Linked DNA regions of Homo sapiens: region 1 is linked to region 2. Evidence: chromatin loops called from intact Hi-C (ENCODE). Cell type or tissue: PC-3. All regions are shown on one strand. Each heading gives the region's core, and the rest is flanking DNA. Links, peaks and the distances in the headings are about the cores only.

What was found. A loop is a pair of places that touch in the nucleus more often than their neighbours do. Peaks named below come from ENCODE experiments on the same cell type or tissue, not always from the same donor. Only the 100,000 strongest peaks of a DNase experiment are listed, where the experiment ranks them.
Region 1: a loop joins it to region 2, with 3.0 times the contacts of the local background. A loop is called at or near these places in 2 of 110 quality-filtered maps.

Annotation. Positions count from the first base shown.
Region 1 is chr14:59,241,624-59,247,007 of GRCh38, forward strand. All of the region lies in intron 1 of DAAM1 (dishevelled associated activator of morphogenesis 1), which reads left to right. Among named protein-coding and RNA genes, the nearest start is that of DAAM1, 56 kb to the left of the region's middle. In PC-3, for the core only: no CTCF peak of the experiment used is centred there; a DNase peak (open chromatin) is centred at 3,148; H3K4me3 peaks cover 353 bases; H3K27ac peaks cover 2,090 bases.
Region 2 is chr14:59,304,963-59,310,346 of GRCh38, forward strand. All of the region lies in intron 3 of DAAM1 (dishevelled associated activator of morphogenesis 1), which reads left to right. Among named protein-coding and RNA genes, the nearest start is that of DAAM1, 120 kb to the left of the region's middle. In PC-3, for the core only: no CTCF peak of the experiment used is centred there; DNase peaks (open chromatin) are centred at 1,369 and 2,039; H3K4me3 peaks cover 533 bases; H3K27ac peaks cover 1,788 bases.

The DNA.
Region 1 (5,384 bases), core at 103-5,102, 63 kb before region 2:
AATTCTGCTCTACTGCACCCAATTCAAACATCGGAAGCAGAAGGAAGAGCTTCCCTGTGTCTTCTAATTATATTATTTAACTTATCAAAGATCAAATTGGTTTACTCAGCACTGGATAGAAACAATTGGGCTATGACACTCTTTTTAAGAGGGATAAATCATGTGACCTTCGTTCTAGACTTGGGAGTTACGTGTAGACTTTTATACTAATCCTAGATCCGGGGCTTATTTCTTCTGGCTTTCTTAAATCACAAACTGTCTCTCTCTCTCTCTCTTTTTTTTCCCCCTCTTCCTCAAAATTTGTTGTTACCTATACAAGGATATGATGCTGTAAGGATTAAATTGCTCAAATCAAGGCAGGAACAATGTGCTTCTAAAATGGATTATCTTTTATTTCATTAGGTGTTAAAACTGGAAGAGACCTTGAAGATTCTCATCCTGCCTCTTTAAGGATAAACAGGTTCAAACAGGCTATGTATCTTAACTAAAGTCACAGAGCTACTAAGAGGAACAGAGTTGGGACTAGAGCCTAGGTTTTCCTTTAGACTAGTAATATTTTTTTCCAGCTATCCCACATTTTCTCAGGAAAAAATTTAACAAATTATCCCAAAAGCTTTATTTTCTTTATGATAGATCTCAAATATAATCTCTCTAAAGGCAAGAACCAAATTGGTCTTTTCCATTATTATATGCCTAGTAGCAGTGTTAGAAGCAGCAGCAGGGGTAGAATAATAATAATAGTAACAACAACAACAACAGACATGGGCACATGTCACAACCAGAGATGGGCACATAGCATTGGCTTTGCCAATCAAGTCACTCCATCCCCTGGACAGTGACTGATCTCTTATAGAAGAGCTTACTATGGCCAGACATTATTATTTGTACTTTACAGATATTTATTTAATCTGAACAAAAACGCTGTGTGCTGGGTACTATTATTATTATTCTTTGAGACAGAGTCTCGCTCTATCCCCCAGGCTGGAGTGCAGTGGCGTGATCTCGGCTCACTGCAAGCTCTGCCTCCCGGGTTCACGCCATTCTCCTGCCTAAGCCTCCTGAGTAGCTGGGACTACAGGCACCCGCCACCACGCCTGGCTAATTTTTTGTATTTTTAGTAGAAACAGGGTTTCACCGTGTTAGCCAGGATGGTCTCGATCTCTTGACCTCGTGATCTGCCTCGGCCTCCCAAAGTGCTGGGATTACAGGTGTGAGCCACCGTGCCCAGCCGCTGGGTACTATTATTATTTTCATTTTACAGATGAGAAAATTGGGCTGCCAGAATATAGAGCCTAGAAATATATGTAGAAGGTACTCAGTAAATATTTGATGAAAGAACGAATCCTTGAAGTTCAAAGCACTTTCATATTCATTATATAATGTGATGACAATAAGGGATGGTATTTTTCTGAGGACACCGCAGCTCAGAGATTTTAAGGAGACTCACCAAAGTTAGGGGGATAGTTAGTGGTAGGGCTGGGAACTACTTTGATCCTGGGCTGTGACCTTGTTAGTGTCATCGGTGGATTCCTATAAAAGCACATCCAAAAGGTAAGTGGCTAGGGAAATTCAGAGTCCAGGCAGTATCTGGTTTTGTATTTACCGACAGATCAGCCATTCCAGCTTTCTTCACTGCTTTGTGTAGGTCCAGATTTCTGTTTGGTCTCAATTTCTTTCTGCCTGAAGAACTTTCTTTAAAGAGTGTTGGACTTTGTTCTGGTGCACAGATCCTTTTTAGACTGCCTTTAAGCTTTTTCTAGAGCAGCCTGAGTCTAGGACCCTTTTGAATACTCTTCCTGATGTTTATGTATTACAAGGTTCTTCTACTCAGGCTGGTGGAAATGCCAGTCATTTCCAGCCCTGAGTGAGCCCCACATCCATGTGCAGATCAGTACTCAGCCTATAATTTGAGGTGACTCCTTTACAGATATCAAGAGCTATGGCTGCCTCTGATTCTCTGAACTTTTATCTCTGATCCCTCAATTCAACAAGACCCTTGAACTTGGTTTGGATTTCCTCTTTCTGCACAACAGCCTGGAGTAAGGGCAATCCTAGGGTTTGCCTTACTGGATGTTTCCTTTCTCTCAGCAATCACTGGTCTGTAGTACCTTTGTCCAGTGACTGAATACAGCTGTTTCATATATTTTGCCTGTTTATTAATTATTTGTAGTGGGAGAACAATTCCTATAGTAGTTAGTCCTTCATGGAATGGAAGTGGAAATCTGGCATCTTGTTTGAAGTTCCAAACATTAGCATCCCAGGGATACCTGTATGTCCCTGTTTCTCAAGAGCACAGATATCACCCTCTGCTTCCTTTTACTTCTTTCTATTTGATGCTCCCTATTTAAGGGAACATGGAAGTTACTGGTAGACTAAATTGCTATTTGATATGGTTTGGCTGTGTCCCCACTCAAATGTCATCTTGAATTGTAGCTCCCATAGTTCCCATGTGTTGGGGGAGGGTCCCAGTGGGAGATAATTGAATCATGGGGGTGATTTCCGCTTTCACTTGGCTCTCTAATTCTCTCTTGCCCGCCACCATGTAAGACATGCCTTTCATCTTCTGCCATGATTGTGAGGCCTCCCCAGCTATGTGGCACTGTGAGTCCACTAAACCTATTTTTTTTTTTTTAATAAATTGCCCAGTCTTGGTTATGTCTTTATCAGCAGCCAGAAAACAGACTAGTACACTATTTGAAGCAAGCAGAATATTCACTCTTGCTTGTTGAAGATGAGATGGAAAAACAGACCACCCCCTCTACAACATACACTCACTCCCATGCTGTTTCTTTTCTCACATAGCTCCTGGAATGCTGAGATGGCTTGAGAAGCCGGGGGTGTATGTGGATGTGAACTGATTATAAGCTCTGTGAGGGCAAAGCACACATCTCTTTTGTTCATCCTTATATACCAAGAATGAACAGGGGAGTGGACACCACTGCCTTCTTGAATGAATGAATGGAAATATACAAATTAGTACACACATGCAGAATTGTGAATCTGGGAGTGTGTGTTGGGGGCAGGGAGAGATTCTTAACTGCCTGTCAATTGTACCTTTTTGAGGAAAAACCAGTTTGACAGCTGTGTGAATGTGTACGTGTGGTGTGTGTGTGTATTTAGGTTGGTGAAGTATCTGGCATCACTGTCCTGGTTGCTTTTCCAGTATGAGCAAGTGCAGTTGTTAACAGCATGTTTTTCCACAAAGGGACTGGCTTTTACGTGACACTACCCAGTGAGGTGGGGCAGTGTTTTTAAGAGGAGTATCCATAAAGGCTAGTAGCCAGGTTAGCAAGAACATTTGTCACAGCTCTGCTTGCTGGTGATGAGTAGGAGGAGAACCAGTGAAGACTGGCTGTCCTGGTTGATAATTTTTGTGGAATGGAAAGTGGCACCTGTAAGATAACTGATGATCTCAGGGAAGGGAAAAGGACGGGGGGGCCAGGGGAAAGGTGATGTATGTAGAAATCATGAAATGAATGTATAGGAGTTAAGCATTTTTTCTACTGTGTCTTCACGTGGATCAAATGCATCCTTCAAATGCAAAGACTAATTTTCCTCCCTTTGTTATTTTGGGGTCTCTTTTGATGTCATACCACCTCTTATTTTGGCATTAACTTTCATGTCCTTTGCCTTTATCATTTGTGATCAGCTGCTGTGTTTCCATTTGGTGCCCTTTTGTAATTTATACTTTCAATACTGTATTGCTTGCTTGTTTAAGTTTGGGTCAGAAGCCATGAATGTGACAGGATACAATGTATTGCTATTTCAGTAGCTTTAGAATCTTCCTTTAAGTAGCAGGACCTTGAGATTACCAAGTGAATTTATTCCTGTGGAGTCAAACTTTCTAATAAATATCCAACAAAATATTACCTAATTAGACACTTTTAGTCTTTTATATAATATTCCTAGGGCCACCACCCAGCAAGTAGATGTTCTAAAGATAAGGATAGTAATATCTACTTCTGTAGCAAAAAAAATACAATGGATTTAAGAAAATTCTAAATTATACCATTTAGGTGAAAGTGAGCACCTGGCATTCTGTCACTAAGCAATGAATTGGGGTGACATTAATGTACAGAATTGTCTCTAGTGAATGGTTTGGTAGCTTTTCCCCCATCGCCCCATTGTAAATTGATGACAAATTTAAAAGAAGAAAGTCATTGCTCATATTAGTGTTGTACAGTTGAACAGATTGTTTTCATTTTGAGGACTAACAATTGTAGAGTTGAGTGTAGTAAAGTGGAAAATTGCAGAAATGAAAGCATTCTATAAACCATTCTTTAATTACTTTCAGAGCATAGCTATTCATTGACAGTGGCCTGTGTTTCTAGAAAGACAAAATGAGACGCTGAAGAACTCATTGCTTATCTCTGATTAATTGAGATAATTAATGGACTTAAAGTGCATTGAAAGTGCCTAGCATGTTGAAGAGGGTTGATAAATTAAAGTTATTTAAATTATTTTTCAAATTTACCATTTAGCCATTTTTCTGTGTACAGTTCAAAGCATATTCACATTGTTGTGAAACATACCTTGAGAATTTTTCATCTTGCAAAACTGAAACTCCATACCCACTAAACAAAAATTCCCCATTTCCTGCTCCCCTGTCCCCTGGTAACCACCACTCTACTTTGTTTCTGTGTATTTGAGTACTTTAGATACCTCATATAAATGGAATCATACGGTATTTGTCTTTTTGTGTCTGGCTTATTTCACTCAGCATAATGTCTTCAACATTTACCCATGTAGCATGTGACAAGTTTTCCTTCCTTTTTAAGGCTGAATAATATCCCATTGTATGTATATACCACATTTTATTTATTTATCTATTGATGACATTTGGGTTCCTTCCACCTCTCTGCTATTGTGAATAATGCTGTGATAAACATGGGCATGCAAATATCTGTTCAAAACCCTGCTTTTAATTCTTTTGGATATATTCCCAGAAGTATGGTTGCTGGAGCATGCAGAATTATATTATTAATTTTTTGAGAAACCACCATACTGTTTTCCATAATGGTTGTTCCACTTCATAATCCCAGCAACTGTACAGGGTTCCAGTTTCTCCACATCCTTGCCAACGCTTGTTATTTTCTGGTTTTTTGTTTTGATAGTAGTCATCTTAATGGATGTGAGAAGATATATTATTGTGGTTTTGACTTGCGTTGCTCTAATGATTAGTAATGCTGAGTGTCTTTTTATACGCATGTTGGTCATTTGTATGTCATCTTTGGAGAAATGTCTAGTCAAGTCCTTTGCTCATTTTTTAATGGAGTTATTTGGTTTTTTGTTGTTGGATTGTAGGGGTTCTGGATATTAATTCCTTAGCAGAAATAATTTTCAAATCCAATGTCATAAAATTTTTATGTATATTTTCTTTCATA
Region 2 (5,384 bases), core at 145-5,144:
ACACACTTTGATTGTTTTCCCAAGGGCTGGTTACAGAACATCAAAACCTACTTTATGACATTCTGAAAGGTGGGTCTGGTAGCTACAAATGTGGTAGCAAGATGTGAGGCAGCAAAGGCCATTGACACCACTGATTGAATTTGCACGATACATAAGGGTTTAGCGTTGTGTGTCCAAATATGTTAATTTACAAACCAACTGGACCACATTGTACCTGGGTCTTTAGCACTCCATGGTGACATGTGGATCAAAGATTTGGCTCTTAACAAGCTATGTAGGAATAATTTGTTTTATGTCATTGCACACTGTTGTGTCATAGGCACAGTGCCTGCCTGCAGGGGAATGTGGGGTTGTATCATTTCTGAAACTAATAATTGGAGAATATTTCTTTTTCTTTGCCATGAAACTGAGGGGGAGTTGTCATATAAATTGGTTTCAGATGTTGGAGTTGTACTGCTTGAGAATTTTAGGCTTCAGTCATATGCCATGCTGTGAAGTGCTTTGCCAAAATAATGACTTGTTAAAATAAATAAAGTAAGTGTCTCATAGTTTGGGAAGTGGACTGTAAAATCTCAGTTCTTAGTTCTAGCTAAGTGTTGTGGCTGCTTTCTCAGATATACCAGGTGCACATAAAATGTATTCCCCCACATCCCCTCTAACCACCCCCCAACTCCTTGTAAAGTCAGCTGAGGCTTGTTCAGGAAAGAAGAGGGTGTTGGAGCAGAGGGCTCCTGAACCCTTACAGAAATGCGGTGATATTGTTGCTCTTCTCTTTGCTGCTCTTCCCCACAGGGTGACTAGGTCTCTGTAAAGTGGCACTCTTTTCTTGCTTTTCTTGCTTTTCTGGGTGTGTGATTTTGGGGAGGACATAAATAATAGCTATGTGCTATTTCATTCAGGCCATTCAGAAACTCTGATTTTTACCAGTGTAAATAAAGTTTGTGATATATGGAAAATATTAATGTGACATTTTGTGCTCTCAAGGAAATGTCTCAAAGGATTTTTTCCCAGGGGAGTTCAGGAATGCTTGCACTGTATCTTTACTTTGAAGTTAGAGATCCATTGATAAAAACCAGGGCTTAGTTAAAAGGCAGGAGAGTTAATGAACACTTGACTGTTGTTTTTTTTTTAACATGATGACCAGAGAGAGTGAAGTATTTAAATAGGCATACTTTTTTGTAGCTATACTTGCAAAGACTTAGAACCTATTGTTGGAGTAAACTTGGAATCTTCTCAGAACCTCTCAACTCTAAAGTTCAGAAATGTGTAAGTCTAGGAACTGCTAAGTCTGTCTCAGGGATCACTCACAAGGAGAGCAGGGAACTTTGTTCTTTTATTCATGTATTCCAACACCCAGAATAGTGCTTAGCTCATTATATAATAGAATTCAATAAATATTTGTTAGATGAGTAAAGGAATGAGAAGGAAAGCAAATGCCTTTTTAGATTCCATTCAGCATTGTAGATATGAGCTTAGTGAAAACAATTCTGCTCCTATCCTGCCCTTGAGAAGCCTTATGTTTAGCAGCATAGTATTAATGCTATCACAGAGTTTGGCTGTCTACACAAGTATTTAGATTTTAAAATGCTGCCGTGTCTTTGGGAGATTTAGTAGACTGTGTGTTACTCTAACATGGCATCCAGCTCTAAACCAAACTGTTAGGGAGCAGCAGTTGAGTATAGCCTCTTTTCTGGCTGGAGGGTCTAACCTCACTGAGTTCACAGCTTTTTTTTTTTTAATCAATAATGCAGGAAGACTTAGTAATACCCCAAATACTTAACCAACAAATTCCTGAGGGGGATAGAGGACCAAGTGCTCCCTTCCAAGGGAGGTGGAATGGAATGGTCAGGAGCTTAGTGGTCTGAAGTTTGAGACTCAGTGATGCACAGATAGAAACCATACCATGCAGCCTAGGCAAGGCAACAGAAATACACAGAATTGTGGTGTAATGGTCAGAATGGGGTAGGTGTTCTTGAGCAAGAGCTTTGGGCCAGCCTGGGCATTTAGGTAATTTAGATGCGAGGAGTCTGGAGCAGAGTATTAGTCATGCAGTGTGGCCTCTGCATTATACCTTTATAGATTGTGTTTTCTTCAACCAGGAAGTACTAGTCATGCATCTTTTGTTTTGCTAAGCTGCAGTTATAGTGAAATGGAGTAAATATCAGATAGACTAAATATCCTGTCTATAGCACTCTTAAGAGTCATCTCTACTTTTGTCTCAAGCTTATTTCACAAATCTGTAAATTATTTTTTTAAAAACCTGATAGCACTTCCAATGGTTCTTATCCATGAAATGCAAATTGAGTCTGATACAATTGACTGTTGCCCTCTTGGCCAGTTTTGCATCTGTTTGTAAACTCTTTCAAACATCATGATGCTAATCATAAGTCTACTCCTTGGGTTCTCCTTTGAACCAGTTGTAACATCTTCCTAGTTCTCTCATTTATTAGCAAGTTTAGTAAAAAATATTTGACATGGATTCATGCCATGCTTTTAAAAAATTATTCTTTACCAATACAGAATTTTAAACTTAGAGAATTGATAAAGAGGGAGCTAACTGATTCTACGTGATCTGAAATCTTCAAGTATATTTTATTTTTGAATACGTGATATGGTAGCAAGAGGCTTTCTCTGGGCAAACGTGGCATTTTGTATTGGCTCAACTAGTCTTTCTACCTGCATAAACCAAAGAAAAGGAAGGAGCAGAGCCCTGGGGGGTCAGAGGAGGTATCAGGCTTCATATGCATACATGGAAAAAATTCCTATGATATGTGAACGGATGGTTATACAGGAGAATAGTGGAGATAGCAAAAGTCATCTGGAGGTGTAAAAAACAATGCTCTAAAGGGACTTAAATGTCCCCCCAAATTTCTTGACAGCTGGCGAGTCGAGGTCCTATTCATGTAGTTTCAATTTTGTTAACCTAGATTTATGTTTTAGATGTGAAGCATCCTCAGTCTTATAATGAGAAAACCCATTTTGCTATTTAGTTTACGGCCAACTTTGTTAAAATATGTATACTTAATAAAGCAAGGACTAAACAAGTTTCCCTCCACTTAATATGACGTGTCTTTTATTCTAAGTCATAAATGTTATCTGTGAGGACTATCAGGAGAGTGAGAGCTTGTTCTTTTTCTTCTTGGAGAGACATTTTGGATAGAAATCTTCCCTCTCAGTAGAGTTTGTATAGAACTGTGAATGACTAATACAAATATGTGAAAATAGTCCTTTTATAGGAGCTTAGTTATGTTTGTTAAAGTTATCCCTGCAATTAATGGACATGAGGGTATGATGAACTTATAGAAAATTTGAGATTTGTTTATGAATTGAGGAAGATAAACTTGTGTTATATGGCCAGTAGAGAATTTCTGGCTTGTAAAAGGGAAGATTTGGGGAGGATATAATCACTTTATTCAAATTGTTTAAATATTTGCTGGGTCATTGTTCATAGGAGAGATTAAACTTATTCCATGCAGTTCCCAGGGACCAAACAAAAGCCAACAAGTGCTTGAAGTTACAAGGAGACATCTGTCAATTCAGTGTCCGGTGAATTTTTTAACAGTTCATGAGAGTGCTAGTTCCAGAAGATTGTGGACCTCTGGAAGCCTTCTCAAGAGCAGATGATGGATCACCTGCTGGTAACCTTATAAGGGACCCCTGTGAGAGGAAACTCAGCCCAGGTTGTCTCTAGGGTCAAAGACCAGTTATATAATCCTGTGATGGCTTTGGTTAAAAACATGCACATGTTTTATTAAAACATTAGGAAAAATGGAGAAGGTTTACTCTTTCTTCCATAATTTCTCCTGCTGCATGTGAGAGCCACTGTTATTGCAAGTCATCATTCAGTCTTTCCAGAAAAATGACTGACATTCTGAGGCTTAGGAGGAGGTGGTGGATTTCCTGGCAGATGAAGAAGCCACTGTTCTGTAATCATTCTTTGTGTGGGCCCAACCGGATTTTGGTAACAGATGTACTTGATATATAATTGTGGCAGTGGCCAAAAAATGTAACCAGGATTGGCAGTCCCAGGGACCACATGGCTATCTTGGAATGTGACAACACAGGAATTATTTTCTGAAACCAATTGCCCTTCTTTTGGCAAGCTTCAGATATAGAATATAGTTTTGCTCACCACCAGGGGTTAAAGTTAGGTATTGGAGGGAATGAGGAAAGCAACAATCTCCAAACTCCAAGTTTTAAATCTCCTACTACTTTTTTGCCCCCAAAAAGGAAGAGCCAGATGGAAAGAGTTGGGGGCAAATATCAGGATTTAAAGGACCTAATGATGCTTTGCTATTTTCAAAAAGTAGGATTAAATATAGATTCAGGGAGCAGTGAGCTTGGCAAGAAGGTACACTTCACAGGCATGGTAGGTCACTGCTTCTCTAGAAAAAGTTCAGGTTACTGGGCAAATTCCAAACACTTTATGAGCTTATCTTAATTTATAGCGGCAGCTTGATACATGAAAAATAGTTGGTGACCAAGTTAGGATTTTGATGTAATCCAGCCCTCTTGAGAGCCAAGCTTAATCTAGCACACAGGGGTTGACAAACTATGGCCCGTGGGCTAATTTGGCCAGTCACTTGTTTTAGTAAATAAAGTGTTGCTGAAATGTGGCATTGCCTATTCATTCAAGTGTTCTCTGTGGCTGATTTCTTACTACACAACAGCAGAGTTGAATAGCTACAACAGACTGTGTGGTCTACAAAGCCTAAAATATTTCCTGTCTGGCTCCTTACAGGAAAAGTTTGCGACCCTTGGTTGTTCCAGATTGTTCCACACTTTATCGTAGCCATCTTCGAGAAGATGCTGTTTACACCGTTATGAGCCAGAGGGGGAAGTTAGCAGAAATTACTAGCAAGGCCGCCCACAAATATTTTTACATCTTCCATCTTCTGTGCTTCTCTTTCTCTGTTGCTTGGACCTGGTCTTATGTTGGCACCTATTCTCTAACATAAGAGTTCTTTTGGATGCCACACATCATGGAGTTATAACCTAACACAATAAACTATTTTGGCCTATCTGCCCTTTTCTGCCTAGGTTTCTGTATAAATTTTAGGTGTAGAGTGAATTTATTTAATGTTTGTTGTATTCATTAGTGTATGGGATTGGACTGGTGTTACCTAGAATAGTAGTGACAAATTTTTTCCTTTTTTTTTTTTTTTTGAGACAGGGTCTTGCTCTGTGGCCCAGGCTGGAGTGCAGTGGTGCGATCTCGGCTTACTGCAACCTCCGCCTCCCGGTTCAAGCGATTCTCACGCCTTAGCCTCCTGAGTAGCTAGGATTACAGGCATGCGCCGCCATGCCCAGCTAACTTTTTTAAAATTATTATTATTTTATTTTTATTTTTAGTAGAGATGGGGTTTCACCATATTGGCCAGGCT